Regions from separate parts of the Homo sapiens genome. Here region 2 is linked to region 1. A link is a loop called in an ENCODE intact Hi-C map of the cell type or tissue named here. Cell type or tissue: Calu3. All regions are shown on one strand. Links, peaks and the distances in the headings refer to the core of each region. The heading gives the core; the rest is flanking DNA.

The links. Peaks named below come from ENCODE experiments on the same cell type or tissue, not always from the same donor. Only the 100,000 strongest peaks of a DNase experiment are listed, where the experiment ranks them.
Region 2: a loop joins it to region 1, with 6 times the contacts of the local background. A loop is called at or near these places in 7 of 110 quality-filtered maps.

What each region holds. Positions count from the first base shown.
Region 1 is chr1:243,839,214-243,847,554 of GRCh38, reverse strand. AKT3 (AKT serine/threonine kinase 3) reads left to right here. Exons shown (of 14, transcript NM_005465.7): 2 at 4,273-4,430. The coding sequence starts at 4,385. Among named protein-coding and RNA genes, the nearest start is that of AKT3, 6.9 kb to the left of the region's middle. In Calu3, for the core only: no CTCF peak of the experiment used is centred there; DNase peaks (open chromatin) are centred at 4,294 and 5,204.
Region 2 is chr1:243,726,563-243,734,903 of GRCh38, reverse strand. All of the region lies in intron 2 of AKT3 (AKT serine/threonine kinase 3), which reads left to right. Among named protein-coding and RNA genes, the nearest start is that of AKT3-IT1, 64 kb to the left of the region's middle. In Calu3, for the core only: no CTCF peak of the experiment used is centred there; DNase peaks (open chromatin) are centred at 3,413, 3,943, 4,273, 4,683 and 1 weaker place.

The sequences.
Region 1 (8,341 bases), core at 98-8,097:
TTCAGTGGAAATTTCCAGCTATCTGGGTTTCTTTAAAATGAGGAACCTGTTTTACAAATTGATTTTGTAGAAGTTTAGCCTTTACTTAAACTTTGTGTATTTTCGTGAAAAGATAGCTATGTTTTCTTTTGTTATTATATCTTTTAGTTCAAGAATTTGTCCTTGGGAAGGTAAGGCAATCACTGTTAACAACTTGTTAGTTGGATGCTTAGCATGATTTGATAGGAGCTTGTCTTTATAGTGTGATTAAGTTTTGAAGTGTTAAAAAGAAAAATTTAAAACTATCTTAGATTTGAGCAACAAAATGCAAGAACTGAAAAACCATTTTCATTTTGAGCAAATCAGTCTTGTGATCTGACTGGCATTTTTATTTTTAAGTTAATATGCATTAATAATACAATTAATTTTTGTTAGAAGATTTGTGTTACTCCAGGTTTCAGCATGTGCATCAGTATTTTAAATCCTGGTCACACAGCATACCTTCTTTTGGAAAGATAGTCCTGAATCTTCCGACAACAAATACTTTGTCCTGATCTTTTACATGGGATAGGATTAGATTCAGTTTAGAGTTAATGCTAACCAATGCCTGGTAAGCAGTTGCCATGTGCCAGGCACTGTTCTATGTGCTTTACCTGTATTCATTTAATCTTTCAAACAACCCCTGCTACACTTTTGAAAGTGATTTTCACATAAGAAAAACTTATTGTGGCATTCTAAAAATACCTTTTATTTAAACTTTCCTAATTCTGCAACACTTCTAGTGTTTTTCTTGTTTGTACCTATTATTACAGTTAACAGTGATAATTCTAAATTTGCAAAATTTGGTACAATAATTTCCATAGCATCAAGTTAATAAAAGTGTATTGACTGGCCCATTAACATCACCTTTCATTTGTTTAAAATGCCAAATTAAATAACTCAAATGTTTACAGATTTTATTATAGCATCATAGTCTTTAATCAAATTAGATGTAAACTCATTTTCTCTGCCAAGTAATCTTTGAATACTAATGGGTAGATAAAATTAATATATGCTTCTTGACTTGTTGATGTGTTTTTTAGTTCTGTTTCTTTTCAGTACTCTATCACCAACTACAGGTATTTCTCATTTCTAAATATTATGAGAGGAAAGTAAAAAGATTTACTAGAAGAAAACACTAGAATTGCAAATGATAATTTTTCTTCCCTATATTAGATAATTCCTATATATATATGGATGGATTTAAAAAAATTTATAATTAGGGAGATTCCCAAGACAGATTTTAGGAGGATTTTACATGTATATTGGAATCTATATTAGAAAGCTTCTGACTGTATTTGGGGGACTAGGGGATGGGAGGGGAAGGAGGACAGTATTTTTCCAATAATGGAGCTTAGCCCAAATTTTGTCTTAGTTGAAATGCTGTTTGAATGTTTTATCTTCCAATTATCAAACTTTTGAGGACATGAACTATGTATGTATAATCATGTCTTTCACTTATGATGCCATCTATATATGAAGTAGATACTCCGTAGATTTTAACTTGCAGAATCATAAATATTAGCTCTGGAAGAGCTATAAAGCTATTCAGAGTTCATCTAATGCTATACTTTCATTTTTATGGCTCCGGAAACTGAGGCACAGATAATTAAAGTGACCTTATACAGCATCACTCTGGGTGGGGCAGGGACTCAAGTTTCTTGGTCTTTCTGGTGCTCTTCCTAATACACCATTGTGATGAACCTTGTTAGAGGATTCCATACCTATTGGGTAGCTCAGTTTAATCTGGGGGTAAATTCTGTCAAGCTGATTCTTGGTATTTAATGGACCATATATCAATTGCATTTTATATGTATGTATGGATTTTTAAAAATTTATGATGAGGCTCCCAAGACAGATTTTAAAATGATTTTACATGCATATTACAAAAATATGGCCAACTGTGCAACCAAATTCTTTTTCTTTTCTTTTCTTTTTTTTTTTTTTTGAGACAGGTTCTCACTGTAGCACCCAGGCACGGTCACCACTCAGCATAGCCTAGACTTCCTGGGCTCAGGTGATCCTCCCACCTCAGCCTCCTGAGTAGCTGGGACTACAGGTGCCTGCCACCACTCCCAGCTAATTTTTGTATTTTTTGTGGAGATGGGTTTTGCCATGTTGCCCAGGCTGGCCTTGAACTCCTGGACATAAGTGATCCTCCTGCCCTGGCCTCCCAAAGTGCTGGGATTACAAACTAATATCCCTTTTTGACACTCTACAGCAACAGACTCATGGTGATTTTGAGGAGTCTCAGCCTTACCTATAGGTTCTGCCTGTGACCTCATAATACATGAGGCTGGTGGTCTTGCATTCAGCTACATAGCTTTTGTCAGGCTATTTAGTCAGGCTGTCTAGAGAATGTTTAGTCTTGATTCCTGACTGTTAAATGGTTAAGCTCCACACTTAATTTGCATTGAAGAATGACCTGTAGTCTAATTTAGCGCTAGGTTGGGAGTCTAACACTGAACTTAACTGCTATGTATCATTTATCACAAACCAAGTTGAGAGAGTATGTTTGTGTAGTCCATCTATCCATTTTTCTAGTTATCTAAAATTTATGATATGATTCTTGACCACATAACACTGGTGTACCTGGACCACATTTTTTGGTCCCCTTCTGTGCAAATGGATTTACTAATTTTATGTTGGCATTTTCCTTTTTAGTTTGAGAGTGACAATAAGCAATGACCCTGTAAAACTCATTGCTGTATATGGGAGGGTGTTTTTGAGGACTTTCCCGCATACATCTTATGAAGAAGACCCATGGGATAAATTCGATGTTTGTCCCAGGAAAAGTTGTATTTCTTCTGAGGAACTTTTTTTGCTTTTTAAAAAAATTTGTGCAGCGTGGACAATATAGCGGGACCCCATCTCCACAAAAATTTTTTTTAAAAATTAGCTAGGCATGGTGATGCCTGCCTGTAGTCCAGCTCCTCAGGAGGCTGAGGTGGGAGGATTGCTTGACCCCCATTGGAGGCTGCAGTGAGCTATGATTGTGCCACTCTACTCTAGCCTGGATGATGGGGGGAAACCCCATCTCAAAAAAAAATTTTTTTTGGATACTGTAAATAGGAAAGCCTGTTGTGTTTTGTTATTTGCATTGTCTTCCCAAGAGCTCCATGCCAAATTTGTGACGTATCTTTCCCAAGTATGTATGCCTTTACTCTGACTTCTTTTTATCTTAAGGCAGTATAGTTTTGGAATGCAGGCTCTGGAGTCAGACAGCCTGGGTTCAGATCTTGGCTCCACATTTACTAGGTGTGTTGAAATTGAGCAAGTTGGTTTATCTGTGTGAGCCTCAGTTTCCTTGTCTGTGAAATGGAATTAATAGTATCCTCATAAGGTTATAAAGATCACATAAGAATAATAGATGTAAGTACCCGTAACAGTTCTTGGCACATCTTGAGTACTAAATATTTTTTTCTACTTTCATATTCCCTTTGTTTCACTTTACTTTATAATAAGTACATAATATGAAATCAATTATTTTTTAATCTCCTTAAAATATTTCTTGGAACAGGCAGAGTAAGAATACGTAAATGATGAGTTCTTGGTACGTTGTATTTTATATCACTTAAAGTATTCACGACTGGTTGTGGTGGCTCACTTCTGTAATCCCAGCACTTTGGGAGGCTGAGGCGGGTGGATCATGAGGTCAGGAGTTTGAGACCAGCCTGGCCAATATGGTGAAACCCCGTTTCTACTAAAAATACAAAAATTAGCAGGGCGTGGTGGCGCACACCTGTAGTCCCAGCTGCTTGGGAGGCTGAGGCAGAAGAATCGCTTGAACCTGGGAGGTGGAGGTTGCAGTGAGCAGAGATCGCGCCACTGTACTCCAGCCTGGCGACAGAGTGAGATTCCGTTTCAAAAAAAAAAAAAACAAAAAATTTACAATTGCTTCTGAAATTACAGGGATTTAGGGCAATTAACTTTCATTCTCTTCCCTCTTCACCTCAAATACACATCACCAAACAAATTTTCTCTATTATTTGGGTAGGCGTGACTGGTTTTCTTAAGACTTTTTTGTTGCAACCTCTTAGGTTAAAAGTTTCACTATCATTTGAAATTGGTCACAAGACTAGGGAAGTGCTTTCATTATAGAACTATTTAATAAATAAGTTCCCCAGTTTGAAGAGCCAGACTTTTATGTGAGGTCAGGCCAGTTGAAGACATTTACAAAGAATTAGTTGTTTGTTATTGCTCTGTGAGTTGCAAGAATGGAAAAAAAATTCTTTCTTCAATACTTCCTTCCAGGCTGAGTCATCACTAGAGAGTGGGAAGGGCAGCAGCAGCAGAGAATCCAAACCCTAAAGCTGATATCACAAAGTACCATTTCTCCAAGTTGGGGGCTCAGAGGGGAGTCATCATGAGCGATGTTACCATTGTGAAAGAAGGTTGGGTTCAGAAGAGGGGTAAGTGCTCCGCAAACCAAAAATAATACGGTTGGTAAGAGTGCTAGCAGTGAGTGGTGTCTTAGAAGTTGATCTTTTTTCTGATACTGTTAAACTGTGTCATGCTATGTCTAGTAAGAGAGAAATGATATATTTAACGTGTGTTAGGAATTTGCTTGTTATTAAGGGATTTTTTTGTAATTCTTGATTTTGAGCATTTATAATCTAGTTAAGTTAGGTTTGACTTTCTGGTATGTTGTGTGTAGCGTGTTACAGAAAGTGTTGTATTTTTCTGTGGTGTCTACAGGTTCTGTAATCTGGAGAGATATCTTTAGAATCATTTAATATATGTAAAAGTACGATCCTATATGCATTTAATCACATGTAAATATATAAATAAGAGAATTAAGCCAGTTTGAATGGTTGTAGGGGAATGGCTTAAAGTAGAAAAGGGGAAAGGGTTCACCCGCAAACTCATGGATTAATCCCATAAATTTGGTAAGTAAAGTCCTGACGTAAAAGGCCAAATGAGGACAAGGATTTTTTGTGTGTGTATGTTTATGTTTAATTTCGTATTTTTATTTTTCATCATCTAGGTTTAATACACCTTGTTCACTCCTACTTTAGATAAATAACTTAAGCACATTATTATTTTTTATTATTAAAGGAAGAACCCTTCGATGTAAAGCGGTTTATCATCTGTGAGATCACCTGCTTATGTGGTCAATATATTTATTAGAAATTTAGAGTTTAGATTAGTTGCTAGGCAACTACTGTTTACCCACATGGCCACGTCGAGTAGGATGAGGACTGTTCCATTCTCAGAACCTTTTAGTTCCTGTATATCTACTTTATGGTTACAAGTTCCCTCCTAATATTGATTTTAATATTTTTTGAAGGTCTGTAGTAAATACCTATCCTGAAAAGCTGTTGTCATAGTTAAATGTGATTATGGATTATTTTTTAAATGAGCCTTATTAAGTCGTAACTTACATAATAAAATTAAGCAATGTAAAGTCATAATTTGATGAGTTTTGCCAGAGATACACAGTAGTGTAACAAACACTCTGAAAACGATATAGTGGTTATTTTCATTAACCCGAGAGGTTCCTTTGTTCTCCCTTGCAGCCCAGTCCTCATCCCTTAACCCTGGCAACCACTTTATCTGCTGTTACTATAATTTTGCTTTTCTAGAATTTCATATAAATGGAATCATGCAGTACATAGTTTTTTTATGGCTGATTTCTTTTACATAGCATAATACTGTTAATATTCATCCATGTCTTGTATATCATTAGCTTTTTTTTTATGGTTGAGTAGTAGTTCATGGTCTGGATATATCACAGTTTATCTGTTAATCACTTGTTGGACATTTGGGCTGCTTCTAGCTTTTGGTTAGTACGAATAAAGAGTCTGGACATTAGAGTGCATGTCTTTGTGTAATGTGTTTTCATTTGTCTTGGGTAATAACTTAGGAATGATATTGCTGGGTCATATGGTAAGTGTGTGTTTAACTTTATAAGAAGTATATGTTTAACAAACTGCCCAGCTGTTTTCCGATGTGCCTGACCATTTGTATTGTCAAGTGTAATTTCTTTCAATGTCATTCTCCTGTTATAAATTACGAAAGCATTTTCAGATTTCAGTGCTTTATAAAGGCTTTTTTGATTTACTTTTTAAACGTATTTATATTATTCTACTTTTTTTGGAGGGGGATGGCAAATCACTTGAACCTTTTTGAGTTTTACTTTACTAATCTCTAAAATCTGCTTTCACAAGATGGTTTTGAGGGTTAAATGAGATGATGGTTGTGGATTTATTTTGACAGTTCTAACACAATGTAAGCTGTTGCTATCTCCACATATTTATCAAAGGTTTAGGATGATTCTTTAGTCTGTTTAATTAATTATATCTTTGAAATACCATAATAGAAAGTATTTAGTCCATGGACTATAGAAAAAAAAATGAATAAGAATTTGCCATCATTTTTCTAATAATGTGTATGTGTTTATTTTGAGATGTGTATGTGTATGTGTTTCTAATAATGTGTATGTGCTTATTTTGAGATGAATAGTTGCATAAACATAAAAATTTGAATAACACACAAAGGTATAAAATGAAAAATAAAAATCTCCCTATCTTTTCTACCTCCTTTGTCAGAGATAATCATTTTAGAACTTTTTTTCCTATTTTTAATTGTCTCATCATTATGCCAGTTTTTTATATAATATACTAAACTTTAACCTTCAGTAACCTAATATCTCCCCATTGTGAAAAATAGAAGGATTTAACTTTTAATACTGATCCTACCTTCTTCCTTTTATTTTTTGGTTGCCTTTATGATTAAACTTATAGCTGTTTAACAGTTAACTTTAGAGTGTTCAGACATTGTCTCTAAACTTGCCACTTTATAAGTTGTAAAAAAAAAAAATTAGCTTTTCTCCTCATCTTTCCCTTGAATTCCTCACATTCCCTTTCCAGTTTTTCAACTGTAACATTTATTTTATATGTCAAGGTTTATAATAGTTATACTTGCTGATTCTGAAAAGCAGTTAAAATATTACATTATATAAATAATATGACTAAACAAAGTGGTATGATGAGATTCTTAGAGAGCAAATGGATTTATTTTATTTTACTTTAAGTTCTGGGATACATGTGCAGAACGTGCAGGTTTGTTACATAGGTATACATGTGCCATGGTGGTTTGCTGCACCTGTCAACCTGTCACCTAGGTTTTAAGCCCCCCATGCATTAGGTCCTCATGCTCTCCCTTACCTTGCCCCCCACCCCCAGCAGGCCCTGGTGTGTGATGTTCCCCTCCTTGTGTCCGTGTGTTCTCATTGGAGAACAAATGGATTTCTTACGCTCTCTTTGTACTCCAGAGCTGCCATACTTTAATTTGGTTTCTAGTTTGGACTGTGGCTATTTTTCCTGGATTTTCTTTATTTTTATTTTATTTTATTTTATTTTTTGAGACGGAGTCTCGTTCTGTCACCCAGGCTGGAATGCAGTGGCATGATCTCGGCTCACTGCAACCTCCGCCTCCCGTGTTCAAGTGATTCCCCTGCCTCAGCCTCCCGAGTAGCTGGGATGCCACCATGCCAGGCTAATTTTTTGTATTTTCAGTAGAGACGAGATTTCACCGTGTTAGCCAGGTTGGTGTCGATCTCCTGACTTCGTGATCTGCCTGCCTTGGCCTCCCAAAGTGCTGGGATTACAGGCGTGAGCCACCGCACCCGGACCTTTTCCTGTATTTTCTGTTTTTTTTTTTTTTTTGAGATGGAGTCATGTTCTCCGTCTCATCAACAACAACAACAAAAAATTGATATAATAAAGTTATAATATAGTTATTACTTTGAATATTAGTCTTTTTTCGTAAGACTATATGCATCAATTGTTGTTATCTCCAGATATAATCTGATTTGTACTTTTAATGTGAGTAAGTTGCTTTTCAGTAAATATCTTCTTGGAAAATAAAAAAAGGGCTGAAAGATAAATATTCATTATTACGTAGGATAAATGCTTTCCTAACCTTGGTTATTAGTGATATATTAATAGTGATATCCTATTTTTTACACTTTTCTGGACAGTTGAAAATGATAAGTATTAATTGAGATAACACATTACCATAGTATTGTTGGTGTTAGAAATGGCAATAAAAGAAACATCACGGAGCAAACATCAAGTAAAGTATTGTCTGCGTTTTCCTCCTTGATGGATCCAGGACAGCTCCTTACAACTTGGTTGCACATCAGCATAGGAGGCATCTCTGTATATATTAAATACTTACTAAATGATCTTACTCAAAGACGAGCCTGTAGGTATGTTCTAGGTGACTCTAAATCTCTAAATTGGATTTCAGCACTTCTCTTAATTTTTTCCCTTATAGCTAGTGGTAATATTTGCTATGAAGGTACTTAGTGTATTAA
Region 2 (8,341 bases), core at 293-8,292, 110 kb after region 1:
AAAAAATTTAAGTAGAAAAAAGCTTATGGAATAAGGATATAAAGAAAATACTTTTGTACAGCTGTACAGTGTATTTGTGCTTTAAGCTGTGTTACTGCAAGAGTCAAAAAGCTACAAAATTAAACAGTTTATGAAGTAAAAAAGTTATAGTAAGCTGAATTTATTATTGAAGAAAGAAAAATATTTTGTTATTGTAGCCTAAGTGTACGGTGTTTATGAAGTCCACAGTAGTCTACAGTAATATACTAGACCTTCATATTCACTCACCAGTGATTCACCCAGAGTCACTTCTAGTCCTACAAGCCCCATTCGTGGTAAGTGCCCTATAGAGGTGTGCCACTTTTTTTTTTACCCTGTGTACTGTATTTTTACTGTACCTTCTCTATGTTTAGATTTGTCTAGATACACAGATACCATTGTGTTAGAACTGCGTATTCAGTACAGTAACATGTTCAGATTTGTAGCCTAAAAACTAGGTGTTTCTATGATGTTCACTCAGTGAGGAAATTGCCTAATGATGCATTTCTCAGAATGTATCCCCATCATTAAGCAATGCATGACTGTAATGGAGTAATGTGACCTGGTATTCTTTTTCCTTTTTATAGTTCACACTGTATATTTTTAAACAATACTTCAGTGTTTCAGTTTATTTGTGAACTTTGATTTGTGCACTCATTTACACATTCATACATACATTGATTCACTCCTTCATAAATACTTTATTGATGAAATATTACTTACTGGAAGTGCCAGTGAGGTACAGGAGATACAGCAGTACACAGTGCTGAAATAGTCACAGCCCTCATGGACTTGACAGTGTGTTTATCATTGGATTGGATTTAAGAGAATTAGCTAATTTTTTTCTGTTGAGAGTTCATGCCATATTTGACTTTTGGATTTTCTGAGATTTATATTAATACATTTGAAAATTTTGGTTTTAGAATTAGGCTAATGGTTACAGTTGTACCTCAGTTTATTGTGCTTTGTTTAATTGCACTTTGCACATATTGCATTTTGTACAAATTGAAGGTTTGTGGCAACTCTGTTGAGCAAGTCTATCTGTGTCATTTTTTCCAACAGCATATGCTCACTTGATTAGCATTTTTAGCAATAATGTTTTTAATTAAGATACGTACTTTTTAAAAGACATAATGCTATTGCACATTTAATAGACTATAGTGTAGTGTAAATATAACTTTTATATGAGCTGGGAAACCAGAATTTCATATAACTTGTTTTATTGCCATATTTATTGTAGAGGTCTGTAACTGAACCCAAAAGGTCTCTGAGATATAACTTGTATATAGATTTTGATTTGGTCACTACATATGTTTATGATTGTTAGCTTATACTTATTGGCATTCTGAAATTTTCCTTTTTTCACTTAATATTGTTTTTGTGCTCTGTCCGTGTGCAATGTAGTTACAGCTGTAGCTAAAGCTATTGGTAGGTTATGCCTTTTAGCTGCTGTATAGTATTCCATTTGAATATGTAGCACTACTTTTTATTTATTCTTTAATTGATAGACTTTTAGAATATTTCCCCTTTTCCTCTTCTAGTCAGTTAATACTACAATAATTGAGGTCTCTTATGAGTCAAAACTTTAAACAGCTTTGAAAGAGAGCTATCTTTTGTCTCATTAATGTAATTTTAAAATAGAAGTATTTGAATTTTGCCTTTAGTATTTTTGATATTTGGAGAAAGTTCCAGTTGACTTAGTTTAAATGGAGTCTAGTTTGTGTGCTTTTCATACCTTACCAGTAAAAGTCCTGAACTGGTCATTTTACTTGGAGTGTATGAATTGGCATAGCACAGTACTGAACAGGTAAAAGGAAACAAAGTATAGGAAAGCAGCTAATTATAGTAATTGCAGCTGGTTTCAAAGTACTTCTAACAGTTTGTGCATAATGCTTACTTGAAAGCATCAAATGGGTGCTAGTTGTGAAATAGAACACCTGTTTGTTGTTGAGCATGTGTTTATGCAGATGATTGTTGTTGTCAAAGCACCTTGATGTAGAGTAGTCCTGTTTACATTTACATTCTCCCCAAAGGATTAACAGTGTTCTCTCAATAAATTTGCAGTCTATTCTCCTCTCAAAGGCTGCTGTTTGGAGGGTGGTGTGAAAGAGGCAACAAGTGCTTGCTAATCACTTGAATATACATAATTAGCTGCAGTCTGGTGCACTGGATTCTTTGTAGAACCATAACAATACTGATTGGCAAATGCACATAACAATAGATGTGTCACCATATAGTCCTTGAGAGTGCTGGTTGTTTGTTCATTGGTATTTATTACTTATTTTTCTCAACATGAGTTAAATTTTTATTATCAGTACACAAACTCTTTTCCTGTTCTTTTAAATGAACCAGTGTGTTATATAACAACTCCGTCATCACTAAGAAGCAGTGTTGTAAATTTCTAGACTACCTAGAGTCTGAGGGTATTATTTAAAAACACATTTGCTGTATTTAGTAATTCCAAAGATTGAGAAACGTCCAGTCAGCCACCATCTCTTCCCTTTGGTAGGCTCAGCAAGGGAGTGGAGAAGCTTTTTAATGGAAGAAAGAGGCAGCTTTAGGTATGCTGTGGTTGGAAGGCTGTTGGCATGGGAAAGCTGGAAGTGTGGGTATCTTGTGTGACTGGTCTGGGGAACATCTTAGCTTTTTCTGTTTGGTCCTTGGTTGTCATTGCCCAAGTCCTGACCGTTCTGGGCTCTTGGCTGCAGAGCTTGTGGTTTGCCATCCTGCGTTGGTTGCAAAGGTTGTGGCTCAGAGTTCTGTGGTTATACATGATCTCACTGTTGTCCATTTTATATTCAGCCTCTCAGTGGGTAGTGTTGTTAAGATGAGGCGAAATTTATTTAGAAAAAATATGTAAATCTATATGAGGAACAATATTAAGTAAATAATGTAGATGGCATGTGAATATGACACAAATTGTGAAGGTGGTAAATGAAATTAGGAAGAAAGGAAAAACCGTTACATGGTAATTACATATGAGGCATTTCACTGAGTGTTTTCCCATTTTATTTCATTTTATCCTCTTCAAAGCTCTATAAGTACAATATCATAATCCTGAAATTATAAATGAAGATTCTGAGGGTTAGTGAAGTACATTGGTCCATGGTTGCACAGCTAATAAACAGGAGCTGGAATTCCAACCCAGAGCTTACTGACTTGAGCTTACTGACTTTTGACTCTAAAAAGAGGCACAAACTATTAGTTTACAAATGTGATCATTCCATGAACTGAGATCTTTCAGTGCGTCACTTCTAGTGCCTTCTATTTCTCTTCACAGAACACTCTTTTTGGATAAAGAGGGTTTAAAAAATAATCTCTCTATTGATTTTTAAATAGCTGCGGTGGCTAGCTTCCAAGTCTGCAACTATGTACTTCCTTGTTTCAAGCTGGCCTCACTATGTGTGTAGAGGACGCCTTGGCTTATCCTAGTTACTGTTGCTGTACTGAGACCATCCAGTAAGAGTGACTCAGAGCTTGCCCATTACCTCTTCTTGCCCCTTAGTTCTTGCTGTATATCAAAGCAAGTGTTTTCTAAATTCTTGCAGACTCTTTGTTCTCTATTGCCTTATTATTGGTGATATTGCATGCCATTTATCTTAAACGTATGGATGGTAGAAAACATGAGCTGCTACAACAACATAATATATATCTACAGCAGGCTATTATATATATTTTTTGCTTTCATTTTGGCATGTGGTAGATACTTACATATAAGAGTTTATGCTATGAGCAGAAATAATCGAAATGTCACGGGATCCTTCAGGTGTCACTCTGCCAGCCGGGAACCATTGTGGCCTGTGGCGCCCCTGCTTGAGTTTCACTCACTCCCACTGTGCTCGTTCCACCCACTCAGCCCGGCAGGCTGCACTCAGTTCGCCCAACCCGGATCCCACGCCTGATGAGGGCAAACCAGGCTCAGAGCACTGAAGGGTGTGTGAGAGAGCTAACACAGGGTCCGGCCAGCTGTGGTGGGGCAGGCAGCTCTGGGTGCTGGCAGAGGTGCCGGCTCCTTGCCAGGCTGCAGCTGGAGCAGGCGTACCACACGTAGTTTCTGGTGCAGGTGCTGGTGTCTGGAAAAGGGGGATGCGGTGGCACCTAAAAACTTGGGGACGCCAGCAACTGCAGAGCCTCAAGGAGTGGGTCAGGCGTGCTCTCTCATTCTCTCCACCCGCGGCTCGGCGAGCAGGGGGAGCAGGTTTCAGCTTGTTCAGTCCCACCACCTCACCCCAGCCGGCGGCTCCCAGGCTGGCCCAGCTCCACTGCCACTTCCTGTCACATGGGGCAGCTGCCCAATGCAGGCAGAAGGCAGGAAGGCTATAGTGTTACAGCCCTGGCTTGGGAAATCCTGATGTCTCGGCCCCCAGAAGTGTCACTGCTTTTCACTCCTGCAGTCCAGCAAATGGGAGCATGTCACCACCACAGTTTGGTGAGTTGGCCAGGAAAGTGTTGCAGCCCTTTTCATGCCCACTGTTGGGTGGGTCCCGAATTCTGGTCCTTTGTCCAGGAAGAATGAGGTTACGTGGACAACTGGAAGGTGAGCAAGGTGGAGAAGTTTTACTGAGTAGCAGAACAGCTCAGCAGAGAGGAGACCCAAAGCGGGCAGCTCCTAAGGGTAGTCCTTACTTACCTTGAGTCCAGCTGAAGCTGGGGTTTTTATGGGCTCAAAATGGAGGAAGTGTGTGCTGATTGGTCCCTGGGCAGGAGGAAGTGCGTGCTGAGTGGTCCATGGGTGGACCTGGAAAAAACACCATTTCATTGGCTGAAAGGCGTAAAGGAAATTCTCCCTCCAGGTTGTGGATTCCAGCTAGAAGGAGCAGCCAGGTTTTCAGGCTTCATGCTGTGTGTGCCCTGAAGGTTGGGTTTCACTGGGGACCTGTCCCAATCTGCCTAGGAATTTGTCTGCCTCCTGCCACTATCACAATTTTATTTCTGAAATACACAAATATTTAAAGCTGTTAGGAAGGTGTCAGTAGAGAGACTTGGAAAATACAGGCAAGATGAAAGTAAATTATTCTGGTAATAAAGTGACCCATTCTTATTAGGGAAAATGAAAAATATACATAAAGAAGAACACTGTAATCTATCATTTATTGTCCAGAGATATTACTAATATTTTATGTCTCCTTAATCTTTTGTCTATGCACATATTTTTATTTTTAAAATACAACATTTGGAATTTTATATCTTGCTTTTTTTCTCTTAATATTATGAACGTTTTCCCATATCATTAAGGACTTTTAATAGCATTTTATAATTATTTACCTAACAGTTCTCCCTGATCATTAGACAGTTAAGATAGATTTCAGATCTTTTTTTAAGGTAGATTTTTATGAGTGAAATTACTGGCTCAAAGGATATGGTTACTTTCATGTCTCTTTATAATCTATGAGGTACTTGATTTTTTTCCTGGAAAGGCTGTACCCATTTATGTTCTCACCATATTCTCATGCTTTAAACTCAGTGCATATGCTCTTATTTTCACTAGTATTTTGAATTCCACCCTTTTAATCTTTTCAAAATCTCAAATCATTACCTCTCTTGTATTACCAGTCTCTCCCTCTCTGCTTTATCATTCACACCGGCATATAAAGGTGCAATAGTATCTTCCATCCTAAAAAGAAAAGCCCCCTCTTGACATATTGCTTCCCATTCTGCTACTGCCTCTATTTCTGCTTCTCTTTTAATAAAATTTTATTGCATGGTTTGTCCACACTGGCATCTTTCATATTCTCACCTTGTAGTTAATTTTCTGCCCTAAACTCTAGTTTATTTGGATTTCTTACTCCTCTGAAGAGTCTAGTAAAAATCATTGACATCCGCGTGAACATTTTTCTCTTTCTTTTTCTCCATCTCTTAATATCATTCAGCACAAGTAGCAACTCAATTCTTGAAACCCAACCTTGGTTTCTCCTAACTCATTGGCTCTTCCTTTCTGATCTTGTATCAGTTCTTGATACACTACCTGATGCCTACTTATTGGAGGGCCATGTGACTCCATGGAGGACTCCTTTCCCTAAGGAAAAACTAAGTTTCCCTGAAGTCCTTTTTGTCTCTAATAACTTTTTACCTCTTCTGGGATGTCTGGCATATGACTCTTGCCTTAGAGTCCATAGACTGCAAATGAGTTTGTGCTTTTAATGACACGTACTTTAAAACTCATTGATCTTAGTTTTATTAAGTCTTTAGATTTTTGAAAATTTTCTTTCAAGTGGTTATTCTTTGAAATCGTGAAGAACTGACAGCATATGACCAGACAGTTTTTCTACAAAAGCATTGGGATTGCCTGTCCTGTCCTATCTGTTCCCATAAAGTTTTAGGTGAAATACAAAGGTTTATGATCTAAATTCACAATTGCTAGTATGATGCATTAGCACACCATAAGTTCACAGTACTCTTTGCACTATATTCCTGAATGATTAAAACTTACAGCTGGCATAGTATCAAGTGCTGGCTGCCCAAGTGTCTCCCTCACAACCTATAGATAGAGTTTATTGCCTGTCACAGAAAGGGAGTACACCACCTGGTTAGAACTTTGGCGGTTTCTTGGAGGGAAGAAAGCAAGGATAGTATGTACTGAGAATCAAAGTTTGGTTGAGGTTGAGTGAATACTGGGTGTGTGTGTGTGTTTGATTAAAATTGGATGATGACCATTATGCAACAGCAAGGGATTCAAAAAATCTTACATACTGTTGGGGCTTTCTATTGAATCGTTGATGCGTGTTTCAGGAGTTTGCTGTGATGAACAATCAAACCGTTTGCCAGGGTGAGGCTCTCCCTGAATAGTCAAGTCATGTTAACGTACACTGTGAGTTGTTTAGGGAGTTGATAGTTTTAGTCTTCAAGTTGTATGTGGTTTCTGTTAAACTATTAATGTCATAGGACTACAACATACTACTTCAAGCTCTTAAAATGGCTTTCCCTTATTTTTGAGAGATGTAGCTGAGTGCTGCTTATAGTCAGGTCAATTCTTATAAAACACCAACATCCCTCTATGCCTAAATATCAAATCAGTGTTATAATTATTTTTTTAAACTAAGATTATATCAAATTTTTTAGTTTGATACTTACAAAATAGTTATGATGCTTTTTTTTCTTGGTTCTCTTTTTTTCTTTGCTAGAAAGACTTTGAACTATAAGGATGGAGGTTCCTTTTCTGCAGACTTAAGAAAGAGGATGTGAAACTTGGTGTCATGAGTTCTAAATACCTCAAGTTATTGTTGCAAGAATAGGGTTTTCAGTTTTGCAATTTCAGCCTATAAATTACAATGAAGAGTAAGAGTCCTTATAATAATAAACTTTTGGGGCTGGGAGCAGTGGCTGACACCTGTAATCCTGGCAATTTGGGAGGCTGAGGTGGGAGGATCATTTGAGGCCAAGAGTTCTAGACCTTCCTGGGCAACATAGCAAGACCCTATCTCCACAAAAAGTGAACAAAATTAGCCACGCATGGTAGTGCATGCCTGAAGTCCCAGCTACTTGGGAGGATTGCTTGAGTCAGGAGGTCAAGGCTGTGTTGAGCTGAGATTGTACCATCGCACTCCAGCCTGGGCAACAGAGCAAGACCCTGTCTCAATCAATCAATCAATCAATCAACTAACTTACTTTTGGTATTGTATGCTGATTTATGAAGGTTGAACCTAGGATTAAATGTTGTCTTTTGTCTGCCCTTTATTTTTCTTCCCTTAACAGATGCCATGTTGAGCTGCCTTGTCCTGATTTTGACCCACAATGTGTATTCAGCCTCAGCACTTATTATGTAGGTTAGGCTCCTTTTAAATGTTAATGTTTCACATTTATGCTTGTGTGAATTGCTCATTTTCTGTCATAACCTGGGGGTATGGAAGGAATCTGTTGAAGACCAAGGAGGTGGGCTTTACCACAATACTGACATCTCTTCTCAGCTCAGGCAGGGAGCCTTGGCTAGGCCACCTATTGCCACTGCCTAAGTAGAAGGTGATTGGCAGAATCTTATCTGCTTTGCTTTGACTTTTCATTGCCAGAGTTTGTTGAAGGATGCCAGATGTTTGGGAAAACAAGTTTCTTTTTGCTTTCTATCCCTATTCTTGCCAAATTCTTACCTGTTTTTTCATGAGGATGCCCTGGCTTGCAAGAAAAAGCAAGAAAAATAAAAACATAAGTTTGATTCTTAATTTGAGCATTCTGACCCATTTTCAGCTTTATATATCCTTGGTCCATTTTTCTTCCTGTTATTTTGACAACTCTCATGGCTGTGGGACTGAGTGCTTGTTCATAGATAAATGTTAACTTTCTTTTGGGTTGAAAAAGAGAATATTGGTTGCTAAGTTGAGCAACCACAGAC